Linked DNA regions of Homo sapiens: region 2 is linked to region 1. A link is a contact called in ENCODE Hi-C or POLR2A ChIA-PET data. All regions are on one chromosome and are shown on one strand. Each heading gives the region's core, a stretch centred on a gene start or an enhancer-like site at or near the end of the contact. The rest is flanking DNA. Distances are from core to core; before and after follow the strand shown. Region 1 holds the start of PPP1R13B (protein phosphatase 1 regulatory subunit 13B). Region 2 holds the start of BRF1 (BRF1 general transcription factor IIIB subunit).

The links. A loop is a pair of places that touch in the nucleus more often than their neighbours do. ChIA-PET counts read pairs that join two places held with the same protein, here RNA polymerase II (POLR2A). Pooled maps may share reads with other maps.
Region 2: a map of breast epithelium shows a loop between it and region 1 (11-fold over the local background). The contact joins the promoter of BRF1 here to the promoter of PPP1R13B in region 1. A Hi-C loop is called at or near these places in 2 of 168 maps with a recorded cell type or tissue (ascending aorta and breast epithelium) and 5 of 50 pooled maps. POLR2A ChIA-PET finds 5 or more read pairs at or near these places in 1 of 52 experiments (OCI-LY7).

Annotation. Positions count from the first base shown.
Region 1 is chr14:103,845,337-103,851,224 of GRCh38, forward strand. PPP1R13B (protein phosphatase 1 regulatory subunit 13B) reads right to left here and starts at 2,239. Exons shown (of 17, transcript NM_015316.3): 1 at 1,963-2,239. The coding sequence starts at 1,971. It overlaps PPP1R13B-DT (PPP1R13B divergent transcript), which reads left to right and starts at 2,385. Exons shown (of 3, transcript NR_038436.1): 1 at 2,385-2,407. RefSeq lists silencers at 1,749-1,948, 2,119-2,558, 2,579-2,708, 2,729-2,798.
Region 2 is chr14:105,297,054-105,303,659 of GRCh38, forward strand. It overlaps BRF1 (BRF1 general transcription factor IIIB subunit), which reads right to left and starts at 3,948. Exons shown (of 18, transcript NM_001519.4): 1 at 3,393-3,948. The coding sequence starts at 3,576. It also overlaps the pseudogene LOC124903409 and a transcript of PACS2 not described here. RefSeq lists an enhancer at 2,690-2,769 and silencers at 3,620-4,029, 4,260-4,629.

The sequences.
Region 1 (5,888 bases), core at 989-3,488:
ACAAGTAGTATTTTTAGGGATCAAAAAGGAAATACAAAAGTAAAAGCCATACATGAGAGTCTAAGAGAAATACCATCTGTTTCTAAAAGGCATTTTTAAACAAAAGCGGTGTTTTAAACAGGTAATAGACCTGTTTTTTTAAAAAACAGTATTTTATTGTTTTGAGAAATCCGAAGAAATGCCCCAATTCCCAGCTAAACAAACCTCTTAAAAAGGAAACCTGTGAAGGTAGGAACTCAAAACTCTACTCCCGTGGAATAGAGGTAAGATGTCTGAATGAATCATATGGAAAATGTAAGCCAAGTTTCTTAGCAGGATATTTATAATTAAACATTATACAACGACGAAGCCAGCCAAAATTTTTCTAGATATCCTTCAATGCCACCACAGTATGAATGCATCAATCAACTATTACAGGATTTAACTAAAACTACTTTCAAAATTCTGAAACACCATAATGCCTTTCATCAAAATCTAGCTAGTGAGAATTAGGGAGGGAAGTTTCCAAATGCCTTATCTTATAAAGTTAGAAATTGAAAATTCAAAGCCATATTAAGAATAATAAATATTTGTATGACATTCTGTTCAACCATCACTTTTGGATACATCATCCTATTTGATCCTCAGGACAGCGCTCAGATATTGGTACATTTTTATCCCTACTTTAGAGGTAATTCCAGGCTCAAAGACCTTGACTTCTTCAAGGTCACATAGCTAAAAAGTGGAAGAACCAGCGTTTCACCCCAGATCTTCTGATGCTCATCCAATTCTCTTTCCATTACAAGACAATTATTCATTTAAAACCAAATGTTTAGAAACCCAACAAGTCTGATGCTAAAGAAAGACCTAAGGATCAAGTAGATCAAACCTTAAGACTTGGAAAACGCTGAAAGCCGGCTACAAAACATGCTGGAATCCGTTAAAAACGGGGAGAAGAGATTATCAAGAGAAAGGAAATCAAAGAGGAAGAAGGGGGATCTAATCTAAATGTCCTTGGGTGCAGCATAGCAGAATGGCAATATTCAAGTAGAGAATGCAGGGAAACTGCACTTTCCTGTGAAATGTGATTTTCAACGTAGTATTGTAGGTTAAAAAAATGACTGTGTTACTTTACTATAAACGTGTTTGAGAATTTTACTTACGATATAGGCGCTCAGAAAACCAATACCTCTCCAACTGGGTACAACCAGTCCCACATTTTTTCATAAGTCATGATGCTTACCTCCCAAAAAGCCAATTTTTAAAAATCAGAATTCAGCATCCCCTCCTATTCAGATTATAGGTAAAGGGAAGGGTCGGTAGGACGATGGCAAATCTAATGGCCAATGTCTTTCTAGGCGAAAGCATCCTTAAGGGCAGGACAAAGACACCACCACTACAAACGAACCTCGTTCAACCTTCAGAACACGGAGAACAAACCAGTTAAAGCAAAACGAACCAACATTGCAGATACGGGAAAAGGGAATTCCTAAGATGGCTCTCCAAATCCGTGCACTCGGCACCTTTCCTCAGTACAACCGCGAAGGCTACGGGAATGCGCCTGCAGAGTGTGGGAACTCCGGGCGCGGGTGCCCACCCCGCCGACTCCCAGGGCGACCCCAGAACGTTCGTTTCAGGCGGGTCACAGCTGCGCCACCCACCAGACCTGTGCCCCAGCGTCCGACCGCGCACCTGAGAGGACCGAGGAGATGACCGGCCCCAAATGCATCTGCTTCTCCCCGCGGCCGCGGAGGCCGAGCAGGAAGGGCCCGCAGGCGGCCCCGGCCCCGCGCTGACAGCCCGGCGCCGCCCCCACCTGCCCGCCTGGGGGGCGCCGCGGCCGGGCGCGCCCGCCCAGCCACTTCCTTCCCCGCCCGCCCGGCCTCGCACCGGCCCGCGGGGGCTGGGAGCCGCGGGAGGAAGGAGGTTTGGCCAGCGGCCCGCGGAGGAAGCCGCCGCCACCTCCCGCCCGCCCTCACCCACCGGCATCATCGCGGGGAGAGTCCGCGACGCCCTCGGCCGCCGCCTGACAGGACGCTCCGCGCCGAGCTGTGCCCACCGCTCCGGCCGCCTCCTAAGGCCGCGCTCCCGCCGCCGTGCTCTCCGGCCCGGCCGCGGCGAGGCGGCAGCTGCGGCGGGCTGCGGGGCTCTCGCTGGCCCTGTCGCGGCCGCCGGCGCGCTGCGTCGCTGTCCCGGGCACCCGGCCGCCGCCGCCGCCGCCTCAACCTCAGCCTCAGCCTCAGCCCCAGCCCGACAGCCTGCGGCCCGCCCGCCCGGCTCGCTCTTCAGCCCCCGCAGGCCCCGCCCCCAGCGCGACGCCCCGCACGGGTCCCGTAGCCCCCTCTGATTGGCCCGGTGGGAGCGGGGGCGGGGAGAGGGGCGGGGCTTCCCGGCTCCGCCCGCTACCCTCGCTCTCAGCGGCGGCCAGGTGCGTGCGCGTCCGCGCTCCCGGCGGCGGGGGAGGGGCGGACGCGCAGTGGGCACCGGTGGCCTCCCCCGCCCTTGCGTGAGCCCCGACTAGGGAAGACCGCGGACGGTGGGAGGACTGAGGCCCGACAGGGAAGGGCCGGCCCGGGTCCCGCAGCGGATCACGGCAGGGCCGGGACTCGAACCCGGGCTCCCGGGGGCCGACTGTGGGCCGGGAGCGTCCCTGCGGCGACGGCGCGCGCCCGCACTCTGACCGCGGCCTGACCCCCGGCTGCCGGCGCGCCGTGGGGCTGCGGCCCAGAGGCCAGTGGGAGGGGCGCGGGGGGCCCCCGGAGCGAGCATGTGACCCGAGGCCGCGCGCTCGGAACCAGCCCCGGCCCGACGCCCTTGGCTGGCACCTGCTTCTCCCCCACCGGCGTCTTCCGCGGCTCTCGGGGCCGCGCCCCCCGCACCAGCTCCCGAGCCTTGGCCTTCGCCCGAGCGATCTCCCGCCTAGAACCCCGCGCCCACCTGTGCCACCTGTGCCCACCTGCGCCAGCATCCCTCGAGGTCCAGCTCCAGCGTCCCCGGGGAGGGTCCGGTCCTCGTCTCCAGGGCCTGGGTCTCTCCCTGCAGTCCCGTCTCCAGAGGCGCCGCCCCCTCGGGCCTGAGCGCCGGAGTGACAGAGCCCTGGGCAGGGCCCTGAGCAGACCCTCAGTAAAGGCTGCCAGGGGGGTAGGCACCCGCTCGGGGCCCCCCACATGGTGCCATTCGCCCGGACCGCGGCGGAGAGCAGACAGGGGGACTGAGGTGCTCCCCGCGGCAGCACCGAACTCCCACGGGCATCAGAAGGCAAGGTCTGCGGATGGCCCCAGACACAGAAGGCGTAAGCCGCCCTGGGAAGCGCCGGCCCAGTGGAGAAGGCCGCCGCGAGGTCAGGGTCAGTCTGGAGCCTGTCTGGTTCTCGGAGAGGCTTCTGGCTGCTGCAGAGTGGGGGCAGAGCAAGGGAGGAGGCCAGGGAGCTCCCACCAGCCCATTCCTGGGGAGCCACCCCTGTCCCTCAGAGGCCACGGGGGCTCGTGTTTGCGAGTGTGGACTTTCCAGTTAGACAGACTTGGTTCAGCACCGCCTCCGCCACACCCTCGCCTGGGATCCTAAACAAGCCGCATCTTCTCTGCATCGTAGTGTGCTTGTCTCTGTGATGGGAGAGTGTAGGGATAATAGTGCCTGCCTCGTGTCAAGAGGCTTTTTCGGATGCGAGGGATGGAAAGCGCCCAGCACAATTTGTGGCACGTGGTAGCTGTTCCATAAATAGCATTCTGTAGTTGGGCCGTGATTAGCAAGGAGGCTTAGTGTACAGACGTCCCTGGGATTTTTAAACCTATCCACACCTGGGCATGAATGGCTAATGACACCCCTCTTCTGGGAGCAGAGTTTGGAGAGAAGAGGAGGCTCTAGATAATGAGTGATCCTAGGCTGAAAGTCAGAGACATACTTAAGTTCTAATTCTAGCTGCTCTGCTTCTGACCTCCTGTGGGGCCTTAGGCAACTTGCACTCCTTCTCTGGGCCTTGGTTTCCCCAGCTTTGACAGCTGATGTCCCTGAGTCACGAAGGGGTACTTCTGGCCCACGAAGCCTGACAAAGGACAGGTTTTGCCAAGGCTCTTCAGAGAGGTGCCCCCCGGGGTAAGGTGATCCAAATGAGCCTGCTCTTCCAGGAAGGGAAGCATTGGCACAAGGGCTCCCCTCTTGCCTGCAGGACCTGTGGGCACAGACAGTGGCAGCTACCGTGCCTCACACCAAAGCATCCTATATCCTCCAGGTAAGGGTCCATTTGAGGCAGGCTGGTCAGCTCCCCCTCAAGTCCTTCCCGCTGGTCCCCATCCTCCTCTCCACCCAGCCTGCCACCTCCAGGCATCGGCCCATCACCTCCCACCTGGACCAAGCTCATTCATTATAAGCCCACTGCTCTAGCCTCCACGCCCCCACCATTCCCAACACGCCCCTGCCCTCCATCTTCCTGGAGCACACACGGCCCAACCCTGTAAAGCCCTTCTGTGTCTCTCCATTACACAGACCAAAGTTCACGAGCAGCCCATCAGGAATCGCCGTGAATGTTGTTAATGTGCAGTGGCTCACGCCTGTAATTCTACCACTTTGGGGGGCCAAGATGGGAGGATTGCTTGAGGCCAGGCCAGGAGTTCGAGACCGGCCTGGTCAACACAATGAGATCCCCCCATCTCTAAAAAAAAAAAAAAAAAAAAAGGAATCACCAGTAATGATGGGATATAGGCATTAAGGTTACGGAAGAAGATGTCCATATTTTTTAGAGATGCATCCTAGCATATGTAAGGGGTCTGCAATTTGTTTAAAAACAATTCAGCCAGAGGGAAAGAGAGCCAAGCAATTAGGAATAACTGAAACATACGTGGCAAATTCTTGATAACATTTGAACCTGGATGGTGGGTATGTTGGGGTGCATTGTACTTTATACTCTATGTTTGAAATATTTTATGTTAAAAATGATTAAAGGGGCCGGGCGCGGTGGCTCACACCTGTACTCCCAGCACTTTGGGAGGCCGAGGCGGGTGGATCACGAGGTCAAGAGATCAAGACCATCCTGGCCAACATGGTGAAACCCTGTCTCTACTAAAAATACAAAAATTAACCGGCCGTGGTGGCGAGTGCCTGTAGTCCCAACTACTTGGGAGGCTGAGGCAGGAGAATCACTTGAACCCGGCAGGCAGAGATTGCAGTGAGCCGAGATTGTGCCACTGCACTCCAGCCCGGCAACAGAGTGAGACTCCGTCTCAAAAAAAAAAAAATGATTAAAGGGGCTGGGCACGGTGGCTCTGCTTGAAATCCCAGCACTTTGGGAGGCCAAGGTGGGTGGATCACTTGAGGTCAAGAGTTCAAGACCAACCTTGCCAACACGGTGAAACCCCGTCTCTACTAAAATACAAAATTAACTAGGCGTGGTGGCATACGCCTGTAATCCCAGCTACTCGGGAGGCTGAGGCTGGAGAATCACTTAACCCAGGAGGCAGAGGTTGCAGTGAGCCGAGATTGCGGCACTGCACTCCAGCCTGGGAGACAGAGCAAGACTCCATCTCAAAATAAATAAATAAATAAATAAATAAATAAAAGCAAGGCATGGTGGTGCTCACTTGTAGTCCCGGCTCCTCAGGAGGCTGAGGCAACAGGTTCACTTGAGCCCGGGAGATGGAAGCTGCAGTGAGCCAAGATCACGCCACTGCACTCTAGCCTGGGCAACATAGACCCTGCCTCAGGAAAAAAAAAAATAAAGATTAAAGGCTGTAGATTAAAGGCTGGGCATGGCTGGGCATGGTGGCTTAAGCCTGTGATCCCAGCACTTGGGAGGCCAAGGCGGGCGGATCACCTGAGGTAAGGAGTTTGAGATCAGCCTAGCCAACATGCTGAAACCCTGTCTGTACCGAAAATACAAAAATTAGGCCAGGTGCAGTGGCTCACGCCTGTAATCC
Region 2 (6,606 bases), core at 2,698-5,197, 1.5 Mb after region 1:
AGGCTGAGGCACGAGAATCGCTTGAACCCAAGAGGCAGAGGTTGCAGTGAGCCGAGGTTGCACCACTGCACTCCAGCCTGAGTGACAGAGCGAGACTCCATCTCAAAAAAAAAGTCCAGAAGCTGTATGCTGAAAACTACCCAACACTGACAGACTATATCAAAGAAAATCTAAATGAATGCAAACATACACTGTGTTCCATGGACTACAAGATTCAACATAGAAAAAATGTCAGCTGGGCACAGTGGCTCCCACCTGTAATCCCAGCACTTTGGGAGGCCGAAGAGGGCGGATCACGAGGTCAGGAGTTCGAGACCAGCCTGGCCAATGTGGTGAAACCCCGTCTCTACTAAAAAATATACAAAAATTAGCTGGGTGTGGTGGCGTGTGCCTGCAGTCCCAGCTACTCAGAAGGCTGAGGCAGCAGAATCACTTGAACTCGGGAGGCGGAGGGTGCAGTGAGCTCAGATCGCGCCACTGCACTTCAGCGTGGGTGACAGGGTGAGACTCTGTCTCAAAAAAAGAGAAAGAAAGAAAAAATGTCAGCTCTCCCTAAATATATCAAGAGGTTTAATGCAATTCCAATGAAAACCCCACCAGGACTTTTGTACAGGTTGAACATCCCAAATCCAAAAATCTGAGATTATAAATGCTCCAAAACGGCCCGGTGCAGTGGCTCACGCTGGTAAACCCAGCACTTTGGGAGGCTGAGGCAGGTGGATCACGAGGTCAGGAGATCGAAACCATCCCGGCTAACACGGTGAAACCCCGTCTCTACTAAAAATACAAAAAATTAGCCGGGCGTGGTGGCGGTCGCCTGTAGTCCCAGCTACTTGGGAGGCTGAGGCAGGAGAATGGCGTGAAGCCAGGAGGCGGAGCTTGCAGTGAGCCGAGATAGTGCCACTGCACTCCAGCATGGGCAGCAAAGCGAGACTCCGTCTCAAGAAAAAAATAAAATAAAAAATAAATGCTCCAAAACATGAAACTTTTTGAGTATCAACACGATGCTCAAAGGAAATGCTCACTGGAGCATCTCAGATTTCAGATTTTTCGATTAGGGATGCTTAACCAGTAATTATAATGCAGATATTCCAAAATCAGAAAACTCTGGTATCCAAAACACTTCTGGTCCCAAGCATTTCAGGTAAGAATATGTGACCTGCAGAGATGCACAAACTTACTCTAAAATTAAAAAGAGAAAGGGAAATTAATAGCCACAACAACTTTGAAAAGGAAGAACAAAGGTTGAGGGACTCACAATATCTGATTTCAGGACAATATAACAGGTATAGTAAAAAAGCGTGTGATGCTGACAAAGGAAAACGGCACCTGATCAACAGGGCAGGACACAAGGCCCAGAGACAGACCTGCACGGACGGGGCCCAGTGAGCACAGCCGAGGGAGCAAAGGCCTTCAGTCTTTCAACAAACGGTGTTGAAACAAGGGGACCTCCAGATAAACAATGAGCCTCAGCCTACAAAGCACACCTTATACAAAACATAGATGGACCACAGATTTAGGCCAGGTGCGGTGGCTCGCGCCTGTAATCCCAGCACTTTGGGAGGCTGAGGCAGGCGGATCACTTGAGGTCAGGTGTTCAAGACCAGCCTGACGAACAGGGTGAAACCCTGTCTCTACTAAAAATACAAAAATTAGCCAAGTGAGGTGGCGCACGCCTGTAATCCCAGGTACTTGGGAGGCTGAGGCACGAGAATCACTTGAACCTGGGAGGCAGAGGTTGCAGTGAAACGAGATTGTGCCACTGCACTCCAGCCTGGGCCACAGAGCAAGATTCTGTCTCAAAAAAAAAAAAAAAGTTAAAACTTCTGCTTTGAGGCCGTGCGCAGTGGCTCACGCCTGTAATCCCAGCACTTTGGGAGGCCGAGGTAGGCGGATCACGAGGTCAGGAGATCGAGACCATCCTGGCTATCACAGTGAAACCCCGTCTCCACTAAAAAATACAAAAAAAATTAGCCGGGCATGGTAGTGGGCTCCTGTAGTCCCAGCTACTCGGGAGGCTGAGGCAGGAGAATGGCGTGAGCCTGGGAGGCAGAGCTTGCAGTGAGCCGAGATCGAGCCACTGCACTCCAGCCTGGGCAACAGAGCAAGACTCCATCTCAAAAGAAAAAAAACTTCTGCTTTGAAAATCACATATACAACAAAGGGCTTGTAACTACAATCCACAAAGAACTCCCAAAACTCAACAATAAGAAAACAACCCAAATAAAAAATGAGAGTCAGGGTGTGGTGGCTCACGCTGTAATCCCAGCAATTCGGGAGGCCAAGGCTGGAGTATCACTTGAGCCCAGGAGTTTGAGACCAGCCTGGGCAACATAGAGACCTTGTCTCTACTAAAAATAAAATAAAATAAATGATCACAGCATGGTGGCATGCACCTGTAGTCTCAGCTACTCAGGAGGTTGAGGCAGGAGAATTGCCTGAGCCTAGGAGTTCAAGGCTGCAGAGAGCCATGACTGGGCCATTGCACACCAGCCTGGGCCACAGAGTGAGATCCTGTCTCGAGATAAATAAAAAAATAAGACTTGAGCACACATTTCAACAAAGAGGATTCGGGCATGGCAAATAAGCACCCTAATAAGGTTGAACATCACTAGCCAGTAGAGAAATACAGAATACCACTATGATGAGATGCCACACACCTGTTAGAACAACCGAAATAAAAACATCGACAACACCAAGTGCTGGTGAAGATGTGGGGCAACTGGTGAGAATGCATAATGGCACAGCCACATCACAAAACAGTTCATGACAGTTTCCCATAGAGTTACACATACAGCTAAGTTCCCCAGAGAAATGAAAACGTATGTTCACACAGAGAGCTGCAAATGAATCCTTTTAGCAGCTCTATTCACAACCACCTGAAACTGGCCACAGTCCAGCTCCTTCCACAGGCTGGGGTCCATCCCCAGCCCGCAATACTGCCCATCACTGAAACGTCCCCTCCGAGGCCTGCAGCAGCCTGAGTGGCCCTAGGGCATCCGCCCGGTAACCACCAAGGCCAAGGGCAGCAGCAATCGGATTCTAAGTACCAGACATTGCTGAAAACAAAACTGCAGGCACAGAGAGTGACAGTGAGGGGCAGCTTGAGGGGCCTTCTGGGCTCCCCAGGCTCTCTTCAACCCTCCCTGTGCTGGCTGCCCTGGCCCACGCGTGTGTCGAGGAAGTCCACGCACGCCACGGGGGTCCACAGGCGCGCGAAGAAGGTCTACATTCTCGCCAAGGGGATCCACACTCGCGCCCAGACGGCGCAGAACCGCGCGCCCCGACAGAGCGTGCGGTACCGAGGCGCTGGTCCCGGCCGCGCCGTCACCGCCTCCAGCCCGCCTAAGCCGCACCGAGAAATCCGCGCAGCGCCAGCCCGCGGGACTCACCGTCCAGGGACACGAACTGGCCCACGGCCGAGGAGCCGCCGCCGCTGCTCTCCACGAACTGCACCTCGGACACGATGATGTTGTCCTCCAGCACTGAGCCGCAGGCGGTGCACACCGCGTCCCCGCGCGCCGCGTCCAGCTCGATGTCCGTGCCGCCGCAACCGCGGCACACGCGGCCCGTCATGCCGGCGACCGCGCGGGCAGCGCCCGGAGCCTCCCAAGACTCTCAAGCCACCCGAGCCTCCGGAGCAGCCCGCGCCGCCCGCCCAGGCCCAGCCGCCCAGGCCTCGCCGCTCTCGCGAGGCCCCGCTCCAGCCGATTCGCAGCCGCAGATTCGCCGCGCGCGCCCGGGCCGCGCCGCCCGCAACGGCCGCGCCCGCGGGATGGGACAGGCACCGGGACCACGGCGGGGACGCGAGGACTGGAGCCGCGACCTCCCCACTGCGAGCGAGCTGGCCTCCCTTGCGGCGCGCCGGCGTCGGAGGGGCGACCTGCGGGGGCTGGGCTTCGGCGGAACCCGAGCGGGGCCTACCGGTGAGCGCAGCCGAGGACTGGCGCTTGGGGGCGGGGCCACGGCGGTGAGCGCAGCCCGGGACTGGAGTTTGGGGCGGGGCCTCGTCGGTGGGCGACACCGGGGACTAGAGCTAAGGGTGGGGCCTCGCGGTGAGTGCAGCCGGGGACGGGACCCAAGGCTGGCGACGGGACCCAAGGCTGGCGACGCGACCTAAGGCAGTGGGCGGGCCCTTGGCGATGAACGCAGTCGGGGACTAAAGCTGGACGCGGGGCAGAGGAGGGTCCTCCTCGGATAGTGAGCGCGGTCTCCAGCGGCGAGCGAGGCCTGGGGTGAGGACTCAGCCGGATGCGGGGCTGAGGGTGGGGGGCGGGGCCTCCCGTGGAGAGACGGCCTGCGAAGGGAACTGGAGCTGTGGGCGGGGGAAGGGGGCGGAGCCTGGGTCTGGACCCGAACTGTGGGCGGGGCTTGAGGCGAGGGGGCCGAGCGTGGTGGGCGGGGCCTTGGCTCCTGAGGGCGACCTGGGACCCAACCCCGGGCTCTGGGAGTGGTGGGCGGGGCCAGGGCAGCTGCGCTGGGGGGCCTGGCCGCAGAGGTGGAGACACCCGCCAGGGGCCACCCTGCCCCGCCCTCCGCATTTGCGGCGTCCGCCGCTCCGCTCGCCCAGGTTCCAGAGCCTCCCCGTGCGCCCCGCTATTCTCCGTTTTCTGTTCCCCTAAAATTCCCACTTTCTAGCAGTCATTCGTGGCCACCTGTGGTTACCCGTGAGTCACCTCGCTGTGCCCCCTGCCCAGAGCGGGAACCCTGGCTGCGCACGCCCTCAAATATCTGCAGGTGCTGTTCACAATCGCCATAGGGCCGGTGACATACCCAGGAATGAGCCTAAAAAGAAATGCGTAACCAGGCGTAGTGGCTCACGCTTGTAATCCCAGCACTTTGGGAGGCCAAGGCAGGCGGATCACGTAAGGTGAGGAGTTCGAGACCAGCCTGGCCAACATGGCGAAACCCCGTCTCCACTAAAAATACAAAAAAATTAGCCAGGCTTGGTGGTGGGCGCCTGTAATCCCAGCTACTCGCGAGTCTGAGACAGGAGAACCACTTGAACCTGAGAGGTGGAGGTTGCAGTGAGCTGAGATCCCGCCATTGCACTCCAGCCTGGGTGACGGGTGACAAGAGTGAAACTCTGTCTCAAAAAAAAAAAAGAGAAAAAAGGAAATGCGGAAGACCCCACCCTCTTTTTTTTCTTTCTTTTTTTTTTTTTTTTGAGACGGAGTCTCTGCTCTGTTGCCCAGGCTGGAGTGCAGTGGTGAGATATCGGCTCACTGCAACCTCTGCCTCCTGGGTTTAAGCGATTCTCCTCTCTCAGCCTCCCGAGTAGCTGGGATTACAGGTATGCACCACCACACCTGGCTAATTTTGTATTTTTAGTAGAGACGGGGTTTCTCCATGTTGGTCAGGCCAGTCTTGAACTCCCGACCTCAGGTGATCCGCCCACTTCAGCCTCCCAAAGTGCTGGGATTACAGGCATGAGCCACCGTGCATGGCCCTATTTCATTAATTTCTGCTCTCATTTTTGTTAGATCCTTCTTTCCACTTAATTTGGTTCAATGTGTTCCCTTTTTCTAGTTTCTTCATTTTTTAAAAATTGAGATAGTGTCTCATTCTGTCACCCAAGGTGGAGTGCAGTAGCATAATCAAGCCTCACTGCAGACTCTACCTCCTGGGCTCAGGTGATCCTCCCACCTCAGCCTCCCGAGTAGCTGGAACTACAGGCATGTGCCACCACACCCAGATAATATTTTTTGTAGAGATGGGTTTTTGCCTCATTTGCCCAGGCTGGTCTGGAACTCCTGGGCTCAAGTGAGCCACCCGCCTTGTCTTCCCAAAGTGCTGGGATTACAGGCATGAGCCACTGCTCCCCGCCCTGTCCTCCCAAAGTGCTGGGATTACAGGCATGAGCCACTGCTCCCCGCCCTTTCTCTAGTTCTTTTTTTTTTTTGAGATAGAGAACACCCAGGCTGGAGTTCAGTGGTGCCATCTCAGCTCACTGCAACTTCCACCTCCCAGGTTCAAGTGATTCTGTCACTTCAGCCTCCCAAGTAGCTGGAATTACAGGCATGTGCCACCACGCCCAGCTAATTTTTGTATTTTTAGTAGAGATGGGGTTTCACCATGTTGGCTAGGCTGGTCCCAAACTCCTGACCTCAAGTGATCCACCTGTCTTGGTCTCCCAAAGTGTTGAGATTCTACACGTGAGCCAATGCACCCGGCCCCTTTTTCTAGTTTTTGTTTTGTTTTGTTTTTTGAGGTGGAGTCTCGCTCTGTCACCCAGGCTGGAATGCAGTGGTGCGATCTTGGCTCACTGTAACCTCCACCTCCCGGGTTCATGCCATTCTCCTGCCTCAGCCTCCCAAGTAGCTGGGACTACAGGTGCCCACCACCATGCCTGGCTAATTTTTTGTATTTTTAGTAGAGACAGGGTTTCACTGTGTTAGCCAGGATGGTCTTGATCTCCTGACCTCGTGATCCACCTGTCTCGCCCTCCCAAAGTGCTGGGACTATGGGCGTGAGCCATCGCGCCTGGCCTTTTCCTAGTTTTTTAAGGTGAAAGATGAAATCATTGATTTAAGATCTCTTTTCCTTTATAAATAGGCATTTTATTGCTATAATTCTCCCTGTAATTACCACTTTAGCTGAATCCTG